3 separate regions of the Homo sapiens genome follow, and all the other regions are linked to region 2. A link is an interaction called in ENCODE POLR2A ChIA-PET data of the cell type or tissue named here. Cell type or tissue: MCF 10A. All regions are shown on one strand.

Region 1 (4,000 bases), 82 kb after region 2:
CTGTAATCCCAGTACTTTGGGAGGCCAAGGTAGAAGGATCACTTGAGCCTAGAAGTTCAAGGCTGCAGTGAGCTATTGTATCAATGCACTGTAGCCTGGACTACAGAGTAAGACCCTGCTTCCAAAACAATAATAATAATCGTAAATTTTGGCTGGGTGTGGAAAAATTAGCCAGGCATGGTGGTGCATGCCTGTAGTCCTAGCTACTCAGGAGGCTGAGGCAGGAGAATCGCTTGAACCCAGGAGATGGAGGTTGCAGTGAGCTGAGATTGCACCACTGCATTCCAGCCTGGACAACAGAGTAAGACTCCGTCTCAAAAAAAAAAAATCATAATTTTTAACATGAGTTTTCGAAAGGACATTCAAACCATAGCAGAAGGTATAAAAGGGGTTCTTGGTTTTTTGGGTTTTTTTTGTTGTTGTTTTCATTTAATTCAAAAACCTGGAAAGTAGCCAGCAGTAGGTTCTGGTTTGGGGGGAAAGACATGGAGAGTATACAACCTTCTGGACACCAGTATTAATAGCTAGCTAAGATTTCATTATTGACTGTCCTTTGCCTTAAGAGCTGGCTATGCACTGAGTAATTTTAAAGCATACAAGATCAGCAGACAAACAGATCAGTTCCCGAGAGTCCTGGTTTTTTCTCTTTATTCACCTGGGTTAGTGGCTCAGTCTGTACTTAGGTTGATAACTAACAATCTGTTCTCTCACTTGGAATTTGGCATCCTTTTGCTCTCTTGAAAACAAAACATGATTAAGTACAATGTAGGATCTGGAGGAGAACAGAGAACATATTAAGGGTGTAGTCAAGTCCTAAAAAAGGATGAGCTTTGATTAAAGATTCTCGGCCAGGCATAGTGGCTCATGCCTATAATCCCAGCACTTTGGGAGGACGAGGCGGGTGGATCATCCAAGGTCAGTAGTTCAAGATCAGCCTGACCAACATGGAGAAACCCCATCTCAACTAAAAATACAAAAAAAAATTAGCCGGGCATGGTGGCGCATGCCTATAATCCCAGCTACTTGGGAGGCTCAGGCAGGAGAATCACTTGAACCCAGGAGGCGGAGGTTGTGGTGAGCCGAGATCGCGCCATTGCACTCTGTCCCAGGCATAAAAAGATACTCATCTCAGTTTTGTGACTTGTTTGGTGACTAAATCCACTTCCCCTCTGTCTCTACTTTCCCATCCACCAAATGAAAGTTAGGAAGAATGCCAACTTAGGAAGAGCTTGGCAAGTGCAGTACTTTAAAAATAATGAAATTATCATGGCCTTTGGATTAACGTATTTGGTTTTGTTTTGTTTTTATTTTCTAGTTATTAAAGAGGGTGTACGGGAGTTTCTTGGTAAATCCAGAATCAGGTATGTAGTCATGTGAGCAACTATGGAATGACATGGGAAGAGAGGTGTCCTTTTTATATTATGCTTTTTTTACCCAAAGGATTTCGTTTAAATATTATTACAAATATTTCTGCATGAGCCCATTCCTAATTTCAACTCCGTCCATAAAAATAGCTTTTAAGGGGCTTTGCTTTGTCCAATATGGAACACAGTAGAGGTACAAAATTGATGTGTGACATTTTTAACATTTACTTGATGGGGCCACATGACTCTTACTTAATCTTTCAGCCAGAGGGCCACATTTGTTTGTTCATGGTGATTAAAATGGCTTTGAAAAGAATGAGCAAACATTGATTCCCACCCTCGGCCCTTAGTAATTCTGCATACTACATATTTGGAGAAAGAAGAGGAATATTCACCACACTATTCTTGTGATTTCAAGTAATAAAAATCAGACCCTTTCTTAATCCAGTCTTCTAATAGGTTGTCTCAACATTCATGGCCAGAGGAATTGAAAGGCACCGTGTCATCCTTGAATAGAACAGCTATGTTATACTGCTTTAAAAAGGAGGTTTAAAGTGGAAAAACTGAACAGCCTTTTTACCCTGTGATTCAGTGGCATGTCTCAAATTCTGAGGCATTTAGCAGGACCCCAAAGTGAGAACCAGGTAGTAAGACCATTGGAACATAATATTTTTTACTCAACTATTACAACTTTGGTACCTTGATTAGAAAAGTCTTCTAAGAAGGAAGTTCTCTGTCACTCTTAACAGCAGTTACTTGTGCTAGCTTATTTCATCACCTCACCTATTTTTTCAGACAGTCTCATTCTGTTGCCCAGGCTGGAATGCAGTGGTACAGTCATAGCTCACTGCAGCCTCCTCCAAATCTTGGGCTCAAGCAATCCTCCCGCTTTAGCCTCTCCGGTAGCTGGGAACTACAGGCACATGCCACCATACCCAATTAATTTTTTTAATATTTTGTAGAAACAGAGTCTCACTGTCTGCTGCCCATACTGCCAAAACAGAGTAAGGAGGTCTCAAACTCCTAGCCTTGAGCAATCTACCCACCTCAGCCTCCGCCTCCCAGAGAGTTGGGATCACAGGCATGAGCCACCATACCCAGCACCTTTTTTTTTTTTAATCTCCAAATTGGCGGGATGAATGTGTCACAGAAATAAAAGCCAAGATAACACTGTAGGCTTTTGGCAAAATCAAGGTATTAAAAGAAAGAAACAAACAGATCTAGAACAGAAAAATCATGTCCAAAGTCTTGGGCATGCTTGTCACAGCCAACATCCTGACATGGAAAGTTTATGTTTCTGTCCCTGGGCCTCCTTCTACCTCCCACTAAATCATAGACATTGCCAGATTGCAGACCCTGTCTTCATAGAAGTGTGAAATGTAAAAGTGTGTGAAAGTAGTGTCTCAACCAGGTGCAGTGGCTCACACCTGTAATCCCAGCACTTTGGGGAGGCCAAGGTGAGTGAATTGCTTGAGCTCAGAAGTTCAGGACCAGCCTGGGCAGCATAATGAGATACCTGTCTCTATAAAAAATACAGAAATTAGCCAGGCATGGTGGCAGCCACCTGTAATACCAGGTACTCAGGTGGCTGAAGCACGAGAATCGCTTGAACCCAGGAGGCAGAGGTTGCAGTGAGCTGAGATTGCGCCACTGCCCTCTAGCCTAGGCGACAGAGCAAGATTCAGTCTCGAGAAAAAAAAAAAAAAGACCGTAGAGTCTCTCCTCCTCTTTTTTAATGGGTTTATCTAGGCACGTTTGGAAAACTCAGCAAGTTATACTAGATTTTTACTTCTCTTCATCCTCAGTATATTCTGTTCATCATGTTAGAAGCCTTACTTAAAGACAGACTTTACCTTAGCTATAGTTTTATTTGCTCTTATTTGGCTTCCTAAAACTAGCAAACCTCAGCTCTAAATCTTTTCTTTTTTAATCTAACCTTGTAATCTGTGTGCTTATTTGGTTTTCAAGTACCCAAAATAGAATGATGATTGATATTATTTAATACTGGAGTGCCTCTCCAGTATTAAATAAAATGTGCTAAGCATTATCTAGAGCAAAGATTTAGCCCATCCTCCCGAAGAGCCCATGCTCAACAAAAAACACAGACCTCAGCCGGGCGCGGTGGCTTATGCCTGTAATCCCAGCACTATCGGAGGCCAGGGCGGGCGGATCACCTGCATTCAGGAGTTCAAGACCAGCATGACCAACATGGAGAAACCCCGTCTCTACTAAAAGTACAAAATTAGCCAGGCCTGGTGGCGCATGCCTGTAATCCCAGCTGCCTAGGAGGCTGAGGCAGGAGAATCGCTTGAACCTGGGAGGCGGATGTTGTGGTGAGCCGAGATCATGCCATTGCACTCCAGCCTGGGCAATAAGAGTAAAACTCCATCTCAAAAAAAAAAAAATACAGATCTCAGGAATGCTTTTGGGAAAAAATGAAATAGTAATGAGGTTTCAGATACTTAGAAGTGTGAAAGCCATACAGTTCTGGTGAAGTTATTCCCGTCAGTTGCCTAGAATATAAAATGATCCTCAGTGATGTAGAAATATTCTTGCAAAAACATCTCTAGGCAGTTTGACACTTATTAATCATTTGATTCTATAATCAAGTGTTCCAGCCGGCTTCTGGGAATTCA
Region 2 (4,000 bases):
GTTTTTCTGAATCTTCTCATTTTTTAATGTTTTTTAATTGTGTTAATTTTTTATAGAGACAGGGGTCTCACTATGTTGCCCAGGCTGGTCTCAAACTCCTGGCTATAAATGATCCTCCCTCTTTGGCATCTCAAAACACTGGGATTATAAGTGTGAGCCACAACCCCTAACCCCCAAGATAATCTTTTATAAATTTTTTATAAATTTATAAAATTTTCTCCTTTTCATACTATGAATCTGGGGATTTGTGGTTTTTTAAAAAATCAGGCAAGAGGAGGCCGGGCATGGTGGCTCACACCTGTAATCCCAGCACTTTGGGAGGCAGAGGCGGGTGGATCACAAGGTCAGAAGATCGAGACCATCCTGGCAAACACGGTGAAACCCCGTCTCTACTAAAAATACAAAAAATTAGCTGGGCGTGGTGGTAGGCGCCTGTAGTCCCAGCTACTCAGGAGGCTGAGGCAGGAGAATGGCGTGAACCCGGGAGGCAGAGCTTGCAGTAAGCCGAGATCACGCCACTGCACTCCAGCCTGGAAGACAGAGCGAGACTCCATCTCAAAAAAAAAAAAAAATCAGGCAAGAGGTGTGGATTTAGGCTTTTGTAGGGCAGGGATTTGTGAACACTTTGCTCCTGCTGTTCCTCAGGTACTGCGGGAGGCCTGACACACAGACATTGCTCCATTTTTTTTTCATAAATGAAGAAAGGATACAAATAGGGTCAAATGCTACAGAGAGGAAGTGTTGTCCGGAAATCCCATATGCAGAGACCTAGGGAAGGAGCTGAAGACTGGGAGAGGTTGACACAACAGTGGGGTAAGAGGGGGCAGGAAGCCAGAGCAGGTTCAACATTGCTGAGGAGGTGGGTGGATCAGGCACTGCAGGGGGATTCAACCAAATAGAAGGAGCAGAGGCCACCTCCTCCCTGGACATCAGATGAGAGACAGGGAGGAGAGGAGAGTAAGTGTGGATGCTGGTGAGGCGTCAAATTGCTGAGGAGCCTCCGGCCCAGCAGCCTTAGTTTCTTAGGTCAATGGGAGGCAACTAGCTGAGAGAGAAAGCAAGACCATGCACAACCTTGGGATGGCAAGCTAGAGAGGAAAGTGACCAAAATAACAAGAGGCCAGGAGAAAGCCGGAGAAAATCACTAAGTGGGAGGAATATAACAGGCAAGGAAATGTTAAATATGATAATAACATGAAATCAAAGCATGATGTAGGCTGATTTTTAAAAATGAAAAAAGATTGAAACATAATAACATGAAAACTGCATTAAATTATTCAACGAAAATAGTATGAACCTAAGCTGTACTGACAAGACATTGTGATGCTATGACACATGACATTGAAACATTCAAGAAGAAATACCGCAATGAAAAAATGTGGCTGGGCGCAGTGGCTCACACCTTTAATCTCAGTACTTTGGGAAGCCGAGGCGGGTGTATCACCTGAGGTCAGGAGTTCAAGACTATCCTGGCCAACATGGTGAAATCCCATCGCTACTAAAAATGCAAAAATTAGCCGGGCATGATGGCAGGTGCCTGAAATCCCAGCTACTCGGGAGGCTGAGGCAGGAGAATCGCTTGAACCCAGGAGGCAGAGGTTGCAGTGTGCCGAGATCACACCATTGCACTCCAGCCTGGGCGAGAAGAGCAAAATTCTAACTCAAAAGAAAAAAAAAAGTAAAGTAAAGAAAAATTACTAGAAGGTTTTCTGTTCAATTTTGCTGTGAACCTAAAACCACTCTGAAAAATCAACTCTTTATTGTTTTTTAATGCTAGAAGGCAATAAACCAAAATGTGCACTGGGTTGACTTTGAGTGGTGGAAATATGAGTGCTTTTTTTCTTTTTTTACCCTTTTTTTGGCTCTTTCTGTGTTCACACTCTGTACCTGTGTACCCCATGAGTCAGCCTGTGACTCAGCACCTCAGGTAGCCTTCCAAGGTCCCTCCTCCCACATGCATCCCTGAGGCTGCCTGTACCCATTTGCCAAGTTTGCCTCCACCCTCTACCAGTTCCAACCCGGCCACCTGCAGGGGAACAGGGCCAGGTTTCCCTGAGTGTGTTGCTGGCACTGCCAAAATCTCCCCAGTTTTTTTCACTTTCACTCCCAGCCCCATCTCCCTACTACTTAGGTGAGAAGCCCTGGACCTGGGTTGGTCTTGGCCTCAGCACTCAACTCCTGTAGCCCTCAAGGTCTCCCTAAGCCCCAACCCTGAGGCATTGCCTTTAGCAGGCCTGTGTGCTTTCCTCCTGACCCCCAGAAATGAGCTCCTCCCTAAGAGCTCTCAACCCTTCATTTCTTTCAGGGACATTGCTTGCACTGACTTACGTGAATTCCAGAGTGAGCCCAGTTTAGGTTCAAACTGAGACTCTGCTCAATGTTGCTAATCTCCCCTCACAGACTTGAAGCACCCTTTGAGCAGTGGGCCTCAGACCTTAGCTGCAAAGTGGAGCAGAAAAATAGGACCGTAGCTGATGAGATGTGGGATCAAGGGAGGGTTGTTATAAGATGGGAACTCCTACAACAGGCTTGTGAGCTGATGGGCAATCCAGAAGAGAAAAAAATGGATGTCACAGGAACAAGGATATACCTTGATCACTTTCCAAGCTTTATCTTTTCATCTCAAAACATCTCTTGGAAAGAGGTATATCTCAACTCTCCTCCCAACTCCCTGGAGCTATGACATCATGTAGGAAACACTGCCATCACAGTTAGAGGATTTGGAGTTACATCCCGATTTCCCAGTGGACTTGCCTTTCCAAGACTTCTCTGCTGTGATAAATAATGTTTGCCATTTATGGAGACCTTAGTCTACCCTGAAAGCCTGGCATACATTACCCTGAACCTTGACAACAAGCTTCCAATGCTGCCATCCCTTCAAGGAGGGAGGGGTCCAGAGAAGTTAAATTACTTGCTCACGATCACACAAGTCGGGATAGACTAAGCCCTAGGCTACCGCAAATTCACCCTGTGGCTCTCTCTCCACCACAGCACCTCTCTGTGTGTCACACAGCAGTTGAGAGCTCAGACTCCGAAGGCAGCTGGTCCTTGACTTAAACTCCAGTTTTGCCACTTACCCGCTGCTGTTATCTTGAGTGAGGGACTTAATCTCTTTGGCCCTTATTTTCCTCTTCTGTAAAATAAGGATAATAATAATTCCTACCATCAGGTCTTGATGACCATTAAATAAAATAATTTATGTAAAAAGTGTTTTTTTCAGTGCCTGGCACAGAGTAAGTCTTCAATTATGATATCACGGGAAACACACTATACATATAAGGATTTAGATAAGGGTTCTCCTTGTGTTGTAGAATCTAAAATAGAATTCAGGGATCAAAGTGACAATTTCATGGAAATAGGGCGGAAGCAGCTGATCTTTGGGTCTTTTTTTTTTGGGGGGGGGGGGACAGAGTCTCACTCTGTCACCCAGGCTGGAGTGCAGTGGTGCGATCTCAGCTCACTGCAACCACCACCTCTTGGGCTCAAAGCGATTCTCCTGCCTCAGCCTCCCCAGTAGCTGGGAATACTACAGGTGTGCGCCACCATGCCTGGCTAATTTTTGTATTTTTAGTAGAGAAAGGGTTTTGCCATGTTGGCCAGGCTGGTCTCAAACTCCTGACCTCAAGTGATCCACCCGCCTCAGCCTCCCAAAGTGCTGGGATTACAGGTGTAAGCCACTGCACCCGGCCTGGGTGCCTTTCAACAACTCGTTGCTCTTCCCTTGCAACAAAGCCCTCAGGAATCCCAGATTGCTCCTCTCTCTGTCTCCTTGCAAAATCTTCCAACAGATTAATGTTAGCATCTAAGTCCAAAGTGCGGTCCTACCAGTGAGCACAGACCTACCTGTTAGTGAGAGGCTGAGCTTACACGTTGGACTGGAGTGTGCCCATTTGCTCATGAAGTTGAAGGCTTAGAAAAGAGGATCCTATGCTGGAGAACAATTTCAAAACTCCATTCTCATCCCTGGCTTAATGACTGAAAGAATTCCCCCAACCCAGGG
Region 3 (4,000 bases), 100 kb after region 2:
GTCACCACGTGATAGCAGAAATACCTTTAGCCTTGGAAGTTCTGAGGATTGCTCTGAACCAGCCACCTGCCTTCATGGTGAGAGATAAAGGAACTGCTATCTGGGAGCCCTGAGAGGTATACACTGTGTAGGAGGAGCTGACAAATGAGGTAGTACTAAGAAGACGGTTTGAGCCTAGTCGGAAATTCAGGTACGTCTAGGCCATCCAGAAATTGTGAACAAGTGATTCTTCTATCTAACTTGGTACGTTGAATGTCCTTGTGGGCTTAACACTGATATTCCCGGGCATCCAAAGTATCCAATAGGAAGGAAGAGCTCGTGAAACCATTCTGTGAAAGCCAGATTTTAGCCGATGTCCTGTGGTTCCAGTGCCTCTGCTTAAGGAATCTAGCCCTTTCCACCTCTCATTTGGTGTTTCTTTGGGATCCCATCTAGTCTAGGAGTGTGGGGTGGGAGGAAAGGGCAGCCAGAAACTGACCTTCGCACTTATCTCTCCTTTTGAAGGGGGAAGACGTTTTCATCCCGCTAATCTTGGGAATAAGAGGAGGAAGCGGCTGGCAACTGAAGGCTGGAACACTTGCTACTGGATAATCGTAGCTTTTAATGTTGCGCCTCTTCAGGTTCTTAAGGGATTCTCCGTTTTGGTTCCATTTTGTACACGTTTGGAAAATAATCTGCAGAAACGAGCTGTGCTTGCAAAGACTTCATAGTTCCCAAGAATTAAAAAAAAAAAAAAAAGAATTCCACTTGATCAACTTAATTCCTTTTCTTTATCTTCCCTCCCTCACTTCCCTTTTCTCCCACCCTCTTTTCCAAGCTGTTTCGCTTTGCAATATATTACTGGTAATGAGTTGCAGGATAATGCAGTCATAACTTGTTTTCTCCTAAGTATTTGAGTTCAAAACTCCTGTATCTAAAGAAATACGGTTGGGGTCATTAATAAAGAAAATCTTTCTATCTTACATGAGAATTTGCTGGGTTTCTGGACTGCGAGTCCAAAGTGAGAAGAGAAGGAAGGAAGAAGGATAGACCTATACTACCCTTGAACCTGCAAACCTAAGCTGGGAAGCCCTAGTTTCAGGAGCCCATCAGGTTTAGATCCTCACCTTCCCTAGAGGAGAGAATGGCTGGCCAGTGAGCTATATTTAAACTTTTTTTTTTTCCCCCTGAGAGACAGGGTCATTACCTCCTGGGCTCGGGTGATCATCCCACCTCAGCCTCCCAAATAGCTGGGATTACAGGCGCATACCACTATGCCTGGCTAATTTTTTTTATTTTTAGTAGAGATGAGGTTTCGCCATCTTGCCCAGGCTGGTCTCAAACTCCTGGACTCAGGCAGTTTGCTTGCTTCAGCCTCTCAAAGTGCTGGGATTATAGGCATGAGCTATGGAACCCAGCGAGCTATTAATACAAACTTACATGCTTCCTTATAAAGCTTGGTCCCTGAGACTCTGTGGCTGCTCCTGAAGCTCCCTGGTCAATGACAGAGAAATTAAAGGGTTTTCTGGTTTATCTTTTTATTGTGAATAATGTGTGGAATTTCCCAAAATGTGTTCCTTAGTGTGTGGTCCTGCAGGACATTGATGAGTATTCAGGTGTGGGTCTGATGCAGACTAATTGGCCACAGTTTGTCTTTCTCACATGGCAGCCCAAAAGACTGCTCTCAGGGAGAGCAGTTGTCAAAAACAGTACAGAGCCTAGTAGAGCAGCTGTCCCCCAGCAGGACTCTGGTCCCTGAAATGAAATTGCTTCAGAAAGTTTGCTTGGTGTAAGGAATTAAGAGGAGAATTTTAGGGGCACCTGCAACGGTCTGATGGTCATTCTAATGGTTTCTGCCTTCCATCTATGGCAGTGTTTCATACTGGCTTGGGACCCATTAATTGTGGTGTGACTATATCACAACAAGCATTTTTGTTTTCTAAACTTTTGATTTTGAGATAACTGTAGATTTAAATACGGTTGTAAGAAACAATACAGAGAGATCCTGTATACCTTCCACTTGGTTCCCCCACCATGCTAACATCTTGTATAATTGTTGTATAACATCACAGCCAAGAAAAAATCATTAGTATAGTCCACACACCTTCAGATTTGGCCGGATTTACGTGCACTGTATGAGATGTACATCTGTGCATTTTTATCATACGTGTAGCTTTGTGTGACGCCAGCATTTTTAAGCAATTGAATAGTATCAGAGTGCATTACATCTGTTAAGGGTAAGTGTTGATGTGGAAACGTATTTTAGTTACATATGCACATCATGACTGGATTGTAGAAATGTCTCTTGACTGTGAGTCACAGTGGAGAATTTTGAAAACCACAGGTCGTTCAGTCATCAGACTTGATTTTATTTCACTAAAATGGGCTGCTAGAGAGCTCAAGGTACTCTGATTTCTAATTGGCTGCTCAGGGTGCCCCTGACCACTTACTTCTGGTACTTGGAAAACCTAGATTAATTGGATATATTGACAGCAACATATGCATTCTCTACCCCATGAGTTATTTAAGGGGTTTTCAAGTGTAATTTTGACTAGAAGCAGTTTTTGCTCTTTTTTTGTTTTAATTTTAGTTTTTAGAGACAGGGTCTCACTGTGTTGCCGAGGCTGTACTCAAGCTCCTGACCTCCGGAGTAGCTGGAACTACAGGCACCTGCCACTATGTCCAGCTGAGTTTTTGCTTTCTTCCTTAGTAGAACATAACTAATGTTGGAGCTCACTGTACTCTTTTGCCAGTAGTAGGAATCCGATTTCTGGTAAGTACTGTAGGTGACAGAACCAAGGTTGCTTAGAAGATATGGAGTTAGGAGAAAAATGAAAAGGCATAAATATTTTCTACAGCAGTAAATCCTAAGGAAGTAACTAGTTCCAAGACACTGTCAACATTAAAAATCCATAGTGCAGGCTGAGCACAGTGGCTCACACCTGTAATCGTAGCACTTTGTGAGGATGAGGAAGGAGGATTGCTTGATCCCGGGAGTTTGAGACCAGCCTGGGTAACGGTGAGACTCCTTCTCCATCTCTATAAAAATAAATCTGGCTGGGCACGGTGGCTCACGCCTGTAATCCCAGCACTTTGGGAGGCCAATGCGGGTGGATCACCTGAGGTCAGGAGTTTGAGACCAGCCTGGCCAACATGGTGAAACCCCATCTCTACTAAAAAAAAATTAGCTGGGCATGGTGGCGGGTGCCTGTAATCCCAGCTACTCGGGAGGCGGAGGCAGGAGAATCACTTGAACCCAGGAGGCGGAGGTTGCAGTGAGCCAAGATACGCCATTGCACTCCAGCCTGGACAACAAGAGCGAAACTCTGTCTCAAAAATAAATAAATGTGTAGTGCAGCCTGGACAACATGGCAAGACCCTGCCTCTACAAAAAATAAAAATCGGCTGGATGTGGTGGTGCATGCCTGTGGTCCCAGCTACTCAAGAGGCTGAGGCAGGAGGATTGCTTGAGCCCTGAAGGTCAAGGCTGCAATGAGCTGTGTCGTGCCACTCCACTCCAGCCTGGGCAACAGAGTGAGACCCTGTCCCAGAAAAAAGAAAAATCCATACTGGTGTAAACCCGTATCCAGATTGACTCTTCTCTTAACAAGGACACACTTGGCGTTAGTATGGATCTAGCCTCAAAGACCCTCGTCACAGATGAAGCAGCCCATCGTGACCAGTCGAGGCCTTAGGACCGCAGGAGGAATGTCTCAGGATGAGGGTCAAGCACACTGAGGGTGTGGGCTGGAAAAAAGGGATCTAGTTGTTTCTTCCTAGTCTCAGGAAGCCAGTGCCCCAAGGGTTCACACCTGGTAAGTGTAGGCGTCCTTGGATATGGGCTGTAGAGGAACAGTTTGAATCCAGGTGCCGCCATCTAATAGCTATGTGACAGCAAATTTCTTAATCTGAGCCCTGGTAGCCTCATTTAAATTGGACATAATGCCACCTACCTGAGGATTTGTAAAAGGAAAAGAGAATAAATGTCTGTTACATCATAAGCATTATGATGCCTGTAATT

The links. ChIA-PET counts read pairs that join two places held together with the same protein. Peaks named below come from ENCODE experiments on the same cell type or tissue, not always from the same donor. Only the 100,000 strongest peaks of a DNase experiment are listed, where the experiment ranks them.
Region 1: POLR2A ChIA-PET joins it to region 2 with 5 read pairs; 2 of 35 experiments call an interaction of 5 or more read pairs at or near these places.
Region 3: POLR2A ChIA-PET joins it to region 2 with 5 read pairs; 4 of 35 experiments call an interaction of 5 or more read pairs at or near these places.

What each region holds. Positions count from the first base shown.
Region 1 is chr2:218,233,037-218,237,036 of GRCh38, forward strand. ARPC2 (actin related protein 2/3 complex subunit 2) reads left to right here. Exons shown (of 11, transcript NM_152862.3): 5 at 1,316-1,361. Among named protein-coding and RNA genes, the nearest start is that of TRY-ATA1-1, 11 kb to the right of the region's middle. In MCF 10A, no CTCF peak of the experiment used is centred here; no DNase peak of the experiment used is centred here.
Region 2 is chr2:218,151,001-218,155,000 of GRCh38, forward strand. No RefSeq gene overlaps it. Among named protein-coding and RNA genes, the nearest start is that of CXCR1, 14 kb to the right of the region's middle. In MCF 10A, no CTCF peak of the experiment used is centred here; DNase peaks (open chromatin) are centred at 1,401 and 1,991.
Region 3 is chr2:218,253,387-218,257,386 of GRCh38, forward strand. It overlaps ARPC2 (actin related protein 2/3 complex subunit 2), which reads left to right. Exons shown (of 11, transcript NM_152862.3): 11 at 505-962. The coding sequence ends at 529. Among named protein-coding and RNA genes, the nearest start is that of GPBAR1, 5.6 kb to the right of the region's middle. In MCF 10A, no CTCF peak of the experiment used is centred here; no DNase peak of the experiment used is centred here.